2 separate regions of the Homo sapiens genome follow, and region 1 is linked to region 2. Evidence: chromatin contacts called from ENCODE Hi-C or POLR2A ChIA-PET data. All regions are on one chromosome and are shown on one strand. Each heading gives the region's core, a stretch centred on a gene start or an enhancer-like site at or near the end of the contact. The rest is flanking DNA. Distances are from core to core; before and after follow the strand shown. Region 1 holds the start of LINC01970 (long intergenic non-protein coding RNA 1970). Region 2 holds the start of RNF213 (ring finger protein 213).

Region 1 (5,731 bases), core at 193-2,692, 2.0 Mb before region 2:
TTGGCGGTGATGGATACTGACATTTGCAATTTAATACTGTAACTAACATCGTTTTACTACAACAGCGTAATAATATAACGAGCACCTGCAAGCCCCCCTCCAACAGCAAAACCAGGTATTTCCAGTGACTTAGATCTACTCGTGTGCTTATCCTGTCCCAGTCCCCAGAATGTGCAGCACGTTCTTGCCTTACGAGGATTCCCCCCATGCGTATATACCTAAGTCATATGTTTTATTTATTTATTTTGAGACGGAGTCTCGCTCTGTCTCCCAGGCTGGAGTGTAGTGGTGCAACCGCGGTTCACTGCAACCTCCGCCTCCCAGGTTCAAGCGGTTTTCCTGCCTCAGCCTCCCGAGTAGCTGGGATTACAGGCGCCCATCACGACGCCCGGCCTAAGTCATCCGTTTTACAGCTTCATGTTGATCTGCCTGACGAGATGGGCTGATGCAGGGACAGGCGAGGCCGTGAGCGCGCACACAGTCGCTTTCACCGCAGAATCCAGGCGGTGCTCATCGCAAAATCATTCCGACCTTGCCAGATGTTTGACGTTCTTCATTAAACAAAAACCCCTGAGCAGAACGCCAGGGGCCTGCGCGAAGGCGGGGTCGGGGGAGCTGTTTGGGTCTTTTTTATTTTTCATCCTGGTGACCAGCAATCTGGTCCGCGGTGCCCAAGTTCTCTGCAGCCGGCCTCAGGCCTGATCCAGGCGGTGCCCCGGGCGGGGCCCACAGCCCTGAACCCGCCCCTCCCTCCCCGCAGCCCCGCAGCCCGCGCCCTCCCCTCCCCTCCCCGCCCTCTCCTCCCCTCCCCTCCCCTTCCCTCCTTCCCCCACCCTCCCCTCCCCTCCTTCCCCCACCCTCCCCTCCCTCCCCCCGTCCCCTCCCTCCCCCCGTCCCCTCTCCTTCCCGCCCTCCTCTCCGCACCCTCTCTCCTCCCCGCCCTCCCCTCCCCGCGCCCTCCCCTCCCCGCGCCCTCCACTCCCCTGCCCGCGCCCTCTCTCCTCCCCGCCCTCCCCTCCCCTTGCCCTCCTCTTCCCTCCTCTTCCCTCCTTCCCTCCTCGCAGCCCCAAAACCCGCGACCCCTCTCCGACCCCTCCCGGCGCCCTCCCCTCCCCGCACCACCGCACCTTCCCATCTCCCACCCTTCCCAACGCCCGCCTCGGCAGGGATGCGGCCCTAAGACTTGCAGGAAGCGCGGGTTCGACCCCGGCGCCCTAGCAACCCCTGCCCTCGCCGCTCTAGAGAGCGGGTCTCCTGGCCGGGCCCTCCTGGGTCTCCGTAGCCGCGATCGCCAGACGCGGCGAGCGGAAGGGCCCAGCCCCGCCCTCTCCGGGCACATGACTCGGGCCTGGCCATTCACAGTGCAGCATCGTCCAGCCTTAGTGATTGGGCCATCGGAGAGCACGTGACAACAGCTAGGCCAATTAGAGCTAGGCCAATTAGAGACCACCCGTTTCTATTTATGGTGGAGCCGGCGATCGGCGTGCGGTTGGAAGTGGTGTCCCTGAGGCACCTGCTCGCCCTTTTCCTGCGCCTCCGCAACGTCGGCTGCGAATGAGTCTCCTAAAGGACGCCCGGGAGGATCGGAAACAGCCGAGTCCCGGCGCGGGCAGTGTCCTGCGCTCCTCCCCGGGGTCTGGCCGGGGTGGGCCCGAGGCCCCCGGGCCCCCGGTTACCGCCGCGGGCGCGTCTGCGTCCTGACCCGGAGGGACCCGCGGGCCGGGCCGTACCAGGTGGCGCTGGGGTTAGGGTTGCCGCCACGGAAGCCCAGCTCTGTGGACGCCTGCAGGGCGCCCTCACCGCCCGGGACGGGGGACCCAGCCCAGCCGCAGGGGAAGGACTGGGGCTCGCGGGGACGGAGGGCGGTTAGGATTGCTGGATACAACACGGAACGCCCAATTAACGTTTTTGTTTAACGTGTTTTTTGTAGAGATGGGGTCTCGCTATGTTGCCCAGGCTGGTCTTGAACTCCTGGCCTCAAGCGATCCTCCCGCCTCGGCCTCCAGAGTAGCTGGGACTAGAGGCCTGAGACAGCACGCCCGGCTCAGTTAAGATTTTAAAACAGATTTGTTGAAATATAATGCACTTACTGTGAAATTCACTTATTGAAAGCTTATGGCTTTGCCGTATATTCGGAGATGGGCGGCCATGCTCACTATCTCATGTGACACCGTTTCTGTTGCCCCAGAAAGAAACCCCGTGCCCATGAGCGTTCACTCCCCACCCTGCCCACGGCCCAGCAAATCTGCTTCAGCCCCTATAGATTTACCTCTACCGCGTTGGGCATGTACTAAAAATTGTTTATCTGAAGTACAGATTTATCGGCATCCCATATTTTTATTTGCTAATTCTGGCCATCCTAAAGGTGGCATCGCTCGCTCTGACCAAGGAAGCCTCAAGCAGGCAGGCACGAGAGTCCATCCCTAGCCCTGCCTGGCCCCTCAGAGCCCATCCCTGGCCCTGCCTGGCTCCTCAGAGCTGTCCCTGGCAGGCTCCGGGCTCAGGTGCGCTGCCAGGAGGGGGGCAGTGAGGGCTGTTTTAGGTATAACAATCCTGGATATTTCCTGAGTATCTTGTCCGAATGGTTCCTCTTTCTGTATTTTCTAGCTTCCTCTGTATATTTAAAAATGGTCTTATTGGTGTGTTTCTTCACGACATTTCAATTTTTTGTTATCATTTCCCACAATTTCAGTGATGCAAGATGGTCCTTTCTGAGCAGAGCTCCCCTCGCTCAGTGCTCCTTTGTTTCACGTAGAAGATCTTCTTGAGGGGACTGTGTGGCCAGTGCAGCCCAGGCCTCCCCACCCTGCACCGTTCAACAGAAGAGCAGCTGACGCAGGGGGCCCTCAACATGCTCACCCAAAAGTCAGCGAGATTCTGCACCGGCCCACTAGCCTTCCAATTGTAAACTAAAAATAAAATCTTGGCCAGGCACGGTGGCTCATGCCTGTAATCCCCGCACTTTGGGAGGCAGAGGCAGGTGGATCACCCTGAGGTCAGGGGTTCGAGACCAGCCTGGCCAACATGGCAAAACCCCGTCTCTACTAAAAATACATAAAAATTAGCCAGGCGTGGTGGCACACACCTGTAATTCCAGCTACTCGGGAGGCTGAGGCAGGAAAATCGCTTGAACCTGGGAGGCAGAGGTTGCAGTGACCTGAGATCGTGCCACTGCACTCCAGCCTGGGTGACAATGAGACTCCATCTCAAAAAAAAAAAAGAAAAAAAAATCCTAAGCCCCCCAACTACTGAAAAGACCCCTCTTGGCCAAGGGGTCCCAGAGACACCTTAAAAACTGAGTTTCCAGCCAGACGTGGTGGCTCACACCTGTAATCCCAGCATTTTGGGAGGCCAAGGCGGGTGGATCACCTGAGGTCAGGAGTTCGAGACCAGCCTGGCCAACATGGCAAAACCCCGTCTCTACTAAAAATACAAAAAAATTAGCCAGGTGTGGTGGTGGATGCTTGTAATTTCAGCGACTCTGGAGGCTGAGGCAGGAAAATTGCTTGAATCTGTTTCAGTGAGCCAAGATCGTACCACTGCACTCCAGCCTGGGCAACAGAGTGAGACTCCATCTCAAAAAAAAAAGCCAAAAAACTGAGTTTCCAGCCGTGACGGGATGGTAGGTCAGAGGCACCTCATTCTACCCCCTCCCTTGTGTGGTTTAGACAGAATTGACCGGTGTTCATGTTAAAATAGAGATCATAAGACTAAGAACAGGCTCTGTGGCAATAAAATACCAAATTATAAACAGGACCTCAGGCCAGGCCTGGTGAAAGTAAGTCGTGCATCCCTGCACGTGAAGAATCAACTCTGTTCTAAAGGCCGCAGGTTTCTCTTTTTCTGTAGCAGCTAAACAAGCACTAGCCTCAAGATAAGCAGCATTGAAACAACCGCAGCTCCTCCCCCTGCCGACCCTGGCCCCACACCCCTGCTCCACCAGCCGTAACTAGAGCTTTCCTTGGACAAGAGACTCGTTTCAGTAACTTTTCCCTGATAAGAGACCCTGACCATAGACGGGTTCTGGCTGGTTTACAGAGATTGCACCCTCATGTGCCTTCATGTCCTGAAAGTACTTTTTGAGGTATACCACCTAATTGTAATACGCTTACATGCTGCCTTCACCCCAAGGTGAACATGGGTCATATGTAACATGCATGTTTATCCAGCACACGTGTCCGAATAAACATGCATGTATATTCGCAACGCCTCCTGTAACTTGTTGAGTATGTATACCTGACCAACCCATTCGGCTTACATTCCTGTCTCACCGCACCCTCCCTCCAAGTACCTGTCTCTGGCCTTAGGCTGGAGGCCACACTTCCTAGCCTGTCAGAATGGCCACCTTACAGGCTATAAGACTTTATAAGAAGTAAAGTCTCCTTTCTGAGTGTATAGATCTTGTGATTTTTAACTTAACACAATCCACAGCCGGTTTCCTTCTTTTTTATTTTTATTTATTTTTTTTGAGATGGAGTCTTGCTGTGTCCCCAAGGCTGGAGTGTAGTGGCGCGATCTCTGCTCACCACAACCTTTGTCTCCCGGGTTCAAGCGATTCTCCTGCGTCAGCTTCCTGAGCAGCTGGGATTACAGCCAGTTAATTTTTGTATTTTTAGTAGAGATGGGGTTTCACCACGTTGGCCAGGCTGGTCTCGAACTCCTGACCTCAGGTGATCCATCTGCCTTGGCCTCCCAGAGTGCTGGAATTACGGGCATGAGCCACCGCACCTGGCCCTTCTTTCTTTCTTTGGCTGGGCCTCCCGAAGAGGGTCCCAGGTGTAGAATATGGTCAGAACAGGCAAGGCTCCTCTGATTTCATCTGTTTCTTTGTTATTCAGCCATCCTTGCTGTCATTCCTCTGACTCGTAGCCAGCCCTTCCACTGCGTTTTGTGTACATGTGTTTTTTCCATCTTGAGATGGTAGATTTAAATGGCCATTGTTGTTACCACTATTAGCAAGCTAGGAACGACGGGGGAGAGCCTAACCTGCTATGGGAGCAATCAGGAACCTACAGCAACTTTTTCCTTTTTATTTTTAGATAAATGTTTTATTTTAGAATAGATCTGGGTTTCCAGATAAGATGTGAAGATAGATAGGAGGGCACTGTTGTTAACATCTGACATTAGTTTGGTGTTTGTTATGTAATTAATGAGCCAATACTGACACATTGTAATTGACTAAGGTGTGCACTTGATTCCTATTGCCTCAGTTTCACCTGCTGTCCTTTTCCTGTCCCAGGAGCCCATCCTGGACACTCAGTCCTCGGGTCTCAGGCTCCTCTCAGCTTCTCTCATGTTTGATGACCTTGGCAGTTTTGAGGAGCGCTGGCCAGGTGTGTCGGAGGGTGTCCCTCTGTGGGGATTGGTCTGATATCTTTCTCCTGGTTAGACAGGGGATATGGGTTTTGGGAGGAAGACCGCAGGGTTGAAGTCCCGTCCTCATCGCAGCCTACCAAGGGTGTATGGTCTCCACCTGCCGGGTCACAGGTGGGGCTGGCCTGGGTTACCTGGCCAATGCGGAGCCTGTCAGGTTTCTCCACCACGAAGTCCCCCTTTCCACATGGTGCCCTTGGTGGGGAAGTCAGTATTTGCAGCACCCAAGGAAGGTGTGGGGGTTAGGCTCCCCTCCTTAGGGGCAGAGTGTCTACACAAACTACTTGGAATTCCTTTGTGATTCATCTCTCCTCCCCACTTATTTATTTACTCAGTCATTTCCTTATATCGGTACGGA
Region 2 (5,456 bases), core at 2,602-5,101:
GCTGAGCAGGAAGCAGGAAGGCAGCATGCAGCGTGGAGGCGGGGAGACCAGCAGGGCCCTCTGCATGTGGGTCATGGAGGAAGGAGAGGGCCCCGGGGTGATGGGTCCGATAGAAGCAGCTGGAAGAATGAGGTGCCCTCACCAGTGGAGGTGGGGCTGGGCTTTGGACACAGAAAGGCTGAAGGTCTGGGGGCTGCTAGTTTTAGGGTTGGTGTTTAAAACCCGGGAGGAGGGGAACCAGTCTGAGGCCCCAGAAGCCAACAAAATTGAGAATGGACTCAAGATGCTCAGCAGGCAAGGCCCGCCTGACACTGCCCCGCTCCTGTCTCTCCACTGGCCTCCCGAGCCAGGGAGGTGCCTGGACAGGTCCTGGGGCCCCCTCACGGCCCCTCAAAAACTAACCCAGGCAGAGCTCTCAACCCCTGCAGAGCCTCAAACTCTGCTTCCCTGCAGCATTCTCTGAAACTCTCTATGAAGCCCTCAGCTCAGCCCGACACTTCTCATTCCCAAGGGGAAGAAAAACCGTGAGCTCTCTCTAGGAAATGAAACTGAAAATTTTCAAAAGCAGGAACCTCCAGCAAAGACCCCGACAAAACTTCTTGTTTTGTCCTCTCCCTGCCCTGGCCCTGCCCTCTCCTCCCACTCGGGTGGGCTCACTCAGGCCGGGCCTGAACGAGGGACGGAAGCACTGGGTGGTGGTCCCCTGGCTTGACCTGTGTGGGAGACTAATCTATGCCACCCCAAAACAGACTCTGTGGTCACTTTTGAGATGGCTATTCAGAGCCACAGAGCCTCAGTAGCCACAGAGGACCTCGGCCCCACCTGAGCTGCCTGCTGCCCAGGGTTTCCATTTCCTGGAAGGGAGGTGAGACATCTCCAGGGGTCCCCACTGCCCCAGCCTCCACCAGCACCCCTGGGCCTCACCTGCTATGGGGGCTGCAGGAGGCAGCCTCTCTCCGCACTGGCTGCAGAACTTGGGGGTTTCCTCCTTGGAGACATGCTGGCACGAAGGACACTCCATGGGTCCTGCTGGGACTGCCCTGCAGATCCAGAAGCAAGAGCAGGAGTCGCTGGCAGCCTGCTATATACTACATGTCCTGTCACGTGACCACGGCTTCAGTTTCATTTTCTGCGAAAGTGAAATCACAGCAGCCCAGCTGGTCCCCTGGTTAATGGAAACCCAACAGGAGCACAGCCCAAGCCCAGCCCCTCCCCGCTCTGTGCTGCCCCCTTGGCTCTCAAGCTTTTGCAGTCTCTGCCCTGGTCCCTCATTCAGCCAGCCTAGAACCATCCCTGCTGCTGAGAACATGGGTTGGGCTGGGTGGGGATAGGGGATGCTCCAGGCAGGCGTGGGGCAGCCACGTGCTGTTCGGCAGGGTCCCACGGCCTGCCCTGAGCAAGGCGCTCAGCCTGCTGATGCCTCACCCTCCTCATCCTCTTAAGGGGACTAAAGCACCTGCCCCACAGGTGATGGGGCCTGAGCAGGCAGCCCAGGGCTACTGGGCTGGCAGTCAGATTCCTAGTAATGGGGGGAGGCTGCCATCCACAAAGCGCGCCACTCTGCACTGACCACCTGCCCTCAGAACAGCCTCTGCGGTGGATGGCATCAAACCAGACCAAGGCCAGGACTCAGGCCTCCGGGGTCACTTCTTGCATCCAGGGTGAGAGTGGAGATGGCGTTTGGGCGCTTGGCCACCTAACAGTGGAGGACCTGACTCTCTCCCTCCCCAGTAAGAAGCCTCAGGGCACACTGGCCCACCCACCACCTTCTTCTGCTGGCTTGGAACCAAAGAACTCCACTGGGGCAGTGGCTGGAGCGGCAGCTGACTGGTGCCTTCAGCAGCCAGGAGGACACTCAGGCCCCCTCCCTGCCCTGGCCCTGCCCTCTCCTCCCACTGGGGTGGGCTCACTCAGGCTGGGCCTGAACGAGGGACGGAGGCACTGGGTGGGGTTCCCTGGCTTGACCTGTGTGGGAGACTAATCTATGCCACCCCAAAACAGATTCTGTGGTCAATTTTGAGATGGCTATTCAGAGCAACCACATACTCAGGAGTTCTGGGAAGCTATCCTTTTGTAAAAGGCTATAAAGGAAATCCACACCATGAAACAGCAGAATGGAGCAGAAGCTCTCTCTGAGGCCCCATTATCTGCCTAGAGGGATCTAGGAACGGTCCCAGGGACACACAAGAGGAGTGCCTGCGGCCTCGCCAGTTCCTCTGAGAGCAGCTCTGAGATCACCTGAGTGATTATCTGCACAACAAGACAACCCTGCACACCTCCCCTCTCCAGCCCCAAGCCCCTGTCCCAATGCCATAAAAACATCAATCATCTGTCTTCTGCAGTCTTCTCTTTGATGAGGTTCCCAATAGGTGTATGGGACAATTTGCATCCCTTTTCTCCAGGTCTGCTGCCCTTTTATTCCAGAGACTAAAATTATCTCTCCTTCAGAGTAGAAGGAGAGTTTAAAACTCCCCTACCCCTGCCACAGCCAAGCCCTGGCTCCCACCGTACCTCCTCCCCTCCACACTCTACCTGAAACAACCACCAGTGGACACTCCCTCCCTCAAACACCTTCAATGACTCCCCACCGCCCAGGCCTCTTTCTTTCCACCCGAAGTGTTTCCTTCTCCAATGCTACACTGGGGAACCACAGACCAGAAAACTCGAAAAATCCTCCAAAAAGCATTTTTTGTTTGTTTGACAGTTTCACCCAGGCTGGAGTACAGTGGGCAATCTCAGCTCACTGCAACCTCCGCCTCCCGGGCTCTAGCGATTCTCCCGCCTCAGTCTCCCAAGTAGGTGGAGTTACAGGCATGCGCCACCACACCCGGCTAATTTTTTGTGTTTTTAGTAGAAACGGGGTTTCATGTTGGCCAGGCTGGTCTCGAACTCCCGACCTCAGGTGACCCACCCGCCTTGGCCTCCCAAAGTTTTGGGATTACAGGCATTAGCCACTGCGCCCGGCCCCCTAAAGCATCTTATTGTTCCATCTGCTCTAGGGGCCGGAAGACACAAGAGAGAGCCCCAGGCACCCAACACTGTTGCATTCAATCCGCTTCCTGTCTTTTCTCTGACATTTTTTCCCAAGCACAGACACTGCCACCCAAATCAAAGCCCATCCCCCAACCACAACCAAAGTCAACAAGGTGGGGGCAGGGAAGGGCCACCACCATGTTTGCACAGCTCCTTCCCCTCCCGCCCTGGACTCCCCCAGGGCCCGGCCCGCCGGCTTGCAGGCAGCCATCCGGGAGGGGTGCCCACCCTGGCCTTGAGCCCCGCGCTCGGGCGACTTCGCCAAGTCGGAAGGACGCTGCGCGGTGCGGTTCAGACGGGGCGATGCCTCCCTCGTAAAAGTTAGGAGTCTGTTTTTGCAACTTCACTTTTCCGTTGTTGCCATTCGTACAGGCGCAGGATTCCCGGGCGGACCTGCAGGCCCGGGTCCGGCTGTCCCCTTCCACTACACCCCCCGTGCCCCGGCCACTTCCCGGGGGCAGCACTGCCGGGGCGCAAAGCCTCCTCCGCGCTCTGCGCTCCGGGGATGTCGCCGGGGTCCCAGGCGTGCCCGCTGCCCCCACCCCGACCCCTCCCGCAGCCGGGGAACAGGGTCAGTGGGCGCCGCGGGCGGGGCTGGACCGGGCACCCCGGCGGCGAAACCGAAACTTGGAGCCGGCAGGAAGAGGCGGCCGGGAGGGGCATCCGGACGCAGGCGCCGCTCCCCGGGACCCGGCCCGCCGGCCCGCGGGGCCCACTGTATCCTAGCCCGCTCCCCGCCCCGGGAGACTCTCCAGGCCCGCTCGCACCTGCGGCCCCCGAGCTCGCCGCCTGCCGCGCGCTGTCGCCCCTCGGGTCACGGGGCCCTGGGCCCCGCCCTGCCCGCCGCCGCCGCCGCCGGCCCCGCCCTGCCCGCCGCCGCCGCCGCCGGCCCCGCCCTGCCCGCCGCCGCCGCCGCCGGCCCCGCCCTGCCCGCCGCCGCCGCCGCCGGCCCCGCCCTGCCCGCCGCCGCCGCCGCCGGCCCCGCCCTGCCCGCCGCCGCCGCCGCCGGCCCCGCCCTGCCCGCCGCCGCCGCCGCCGGCCCCGCCCTGCCCGCCGCCGCCGCCGCCGGCCCCGCCCTGCCCGCCGCCGCCGCCGCCGGCCCCGCCCTGCCCGCCGCCGCCGCCGCCGGCCCCGCCCTGCCCGCCGCCGCCGCCGGCCCCGCGCAGGCGTGTGCGGAATTCCCCGCCGGTGGCGCCTCCCAGTGACTCCGGGCCCCCAGCCCCCGGGAGGCGCCTCGGGCCGCTGCGCGCCGGGTACAGACGCGGGAGGGGCCTCGGTTCCCGCCAGGCGTGGGGCGCATGCGGGTCTCCCGGAAGCCCAGACCCCGGGCAGGCCCGAGCAGCCGAGTGGGGCGGGACAGGCGCGCCCCCCGCCCCGGCGCCCAGCACCTCGGACAGTGTCTGCGGCCGCGCAGAGCCGGCGGCCAGCCTGGGAGCGGCCCAGAGGGCGCCCGGCGGGTGCAGTGGACGTCGTCAGCGCGCCGCGTGGGGGCCTTTGCAGATTAAGGGACCTCCGCGGCCCCGCGCGGAGCGCTCTGTCACTGATGATGGAGGGGCCACGGCGGTCCGCACCATCCCCCGTGCCTCAGTTTTCCCATCTGTGAGGCTCATGGTGTGACCAGGGACCTCCGTTTTAAAATCACCCACTTTCTTTTTCTTCCTTCTCCTCTCACCCCTTCATCCCGTCCCTCTCTGGACACTGCGCCCCTCTGCGCATTCCAGAGGGGACCCTCATCCTGAAACAATTCCCGGCGCGGAACCCCAGCTGAATGCTCCTGCTTGGGGCGGGGGGTCGCCAACAATTAGTCCAACATCCTCGACAGCCACCCCTCCTAACCGACAACTGCCCACGACAGCCATGGGAACAAGACACAGACCCTGCCCTTACCCCACTCCCCACGGTGCCCACGGCAAGTTTCCCTAGAAGAACTCGATGGCAGCCTGGGCAACATAGAGAGACCCCATCTCTACAAAAAAAATCATTTAAAAAAATTAGCTGGGCGTGGTGGTGCACCTGAAGAGGCTGAGGCAAGAGGATCGTTTGAGCCCAGGGAGCTCCAGGCTGCAGTGAGTCGTGATCATACCACTGCACTCCAGCCTGGATGACAAAGTGAGATCTTGCCTCAAAAACTAACAAACACACAAAACCTGAGGATAAATTTTTAATTTTAGGGTGGCACTTTATTTATTGTTTGTTTGTTTTTTGGAGACAGTCTCACTCTATACCCCAGGCTGGAGTGCAGTGGCGTGATCTTGGCTCACTGCAAACTCCACCTCCCAGTTCAAGTGATTCTCATGCCTCAGCCTCCCGAGTAGCTGGGATTACAAGCGCCCGCCACCAAGCCTGGCTAATTTTTGTATTTTTAGTAGAGACGGGGTTTCTCCATGTTGGCCAGGGTGGTCTCAAACTCCTGACCTCAGGTG

Evidence for each region. Hi-C counts contacts between places; a loop is a spot of excess contacts on that map. ChIA-PET counts read pairs that join two places held with the same protein, here RNA polymerase II (POLR2A). Pooled maps may share reads with other maps.
Region 1: a pooled map shows a loop between it and region 2 (8-fold over the local background). The contact joins the promoter of LINC01970 here to the promoter of RNF213 in region 2. A Hi-C loop is called at or near these places in 1 of 37 single-sample maps with no recorded cell type and 5 of 50 pooled maps. POLR2A ChIA-PET finds 5 or more read pairs at or near these places in 1 of 52 experiments (activated CD4-positive, alpha-beta T cell).

Annotation. Positions count from the first base shown.
Region 1 is chr17:82,288,525-82,294,255 of GRCh38, reverse strand. LINC01970 (long intergenic non-protein coding RNA 1970) reads left to right here and starts at 1,442. Exons shown (of 2, transcript NR_135639.1): 1 at 1,442-1,733; 2 at 2,693-4,210. RefSeq lists an enhancer at 641-750 and silencers at 1,507-1,756, 1,797-1,846.
Region 2 is chr17:80,259,247-80,264,702 of GRCh38, reverse strand. It overlaps RNF213 (ring finger protein 213), which reads right to left and starts at 3,851. Exons shown (of 68, transcript NM_001256071.3): 1 at 3,801-3,851; 2 at 925-1,129. The coding sequence starts at 1,021. RefSeq lists enhancers at 676-1,232, 971-1,260 and silencers at 1,182-1,399, 2,974-3,113, 3,494-3,843, 4,123-4,472.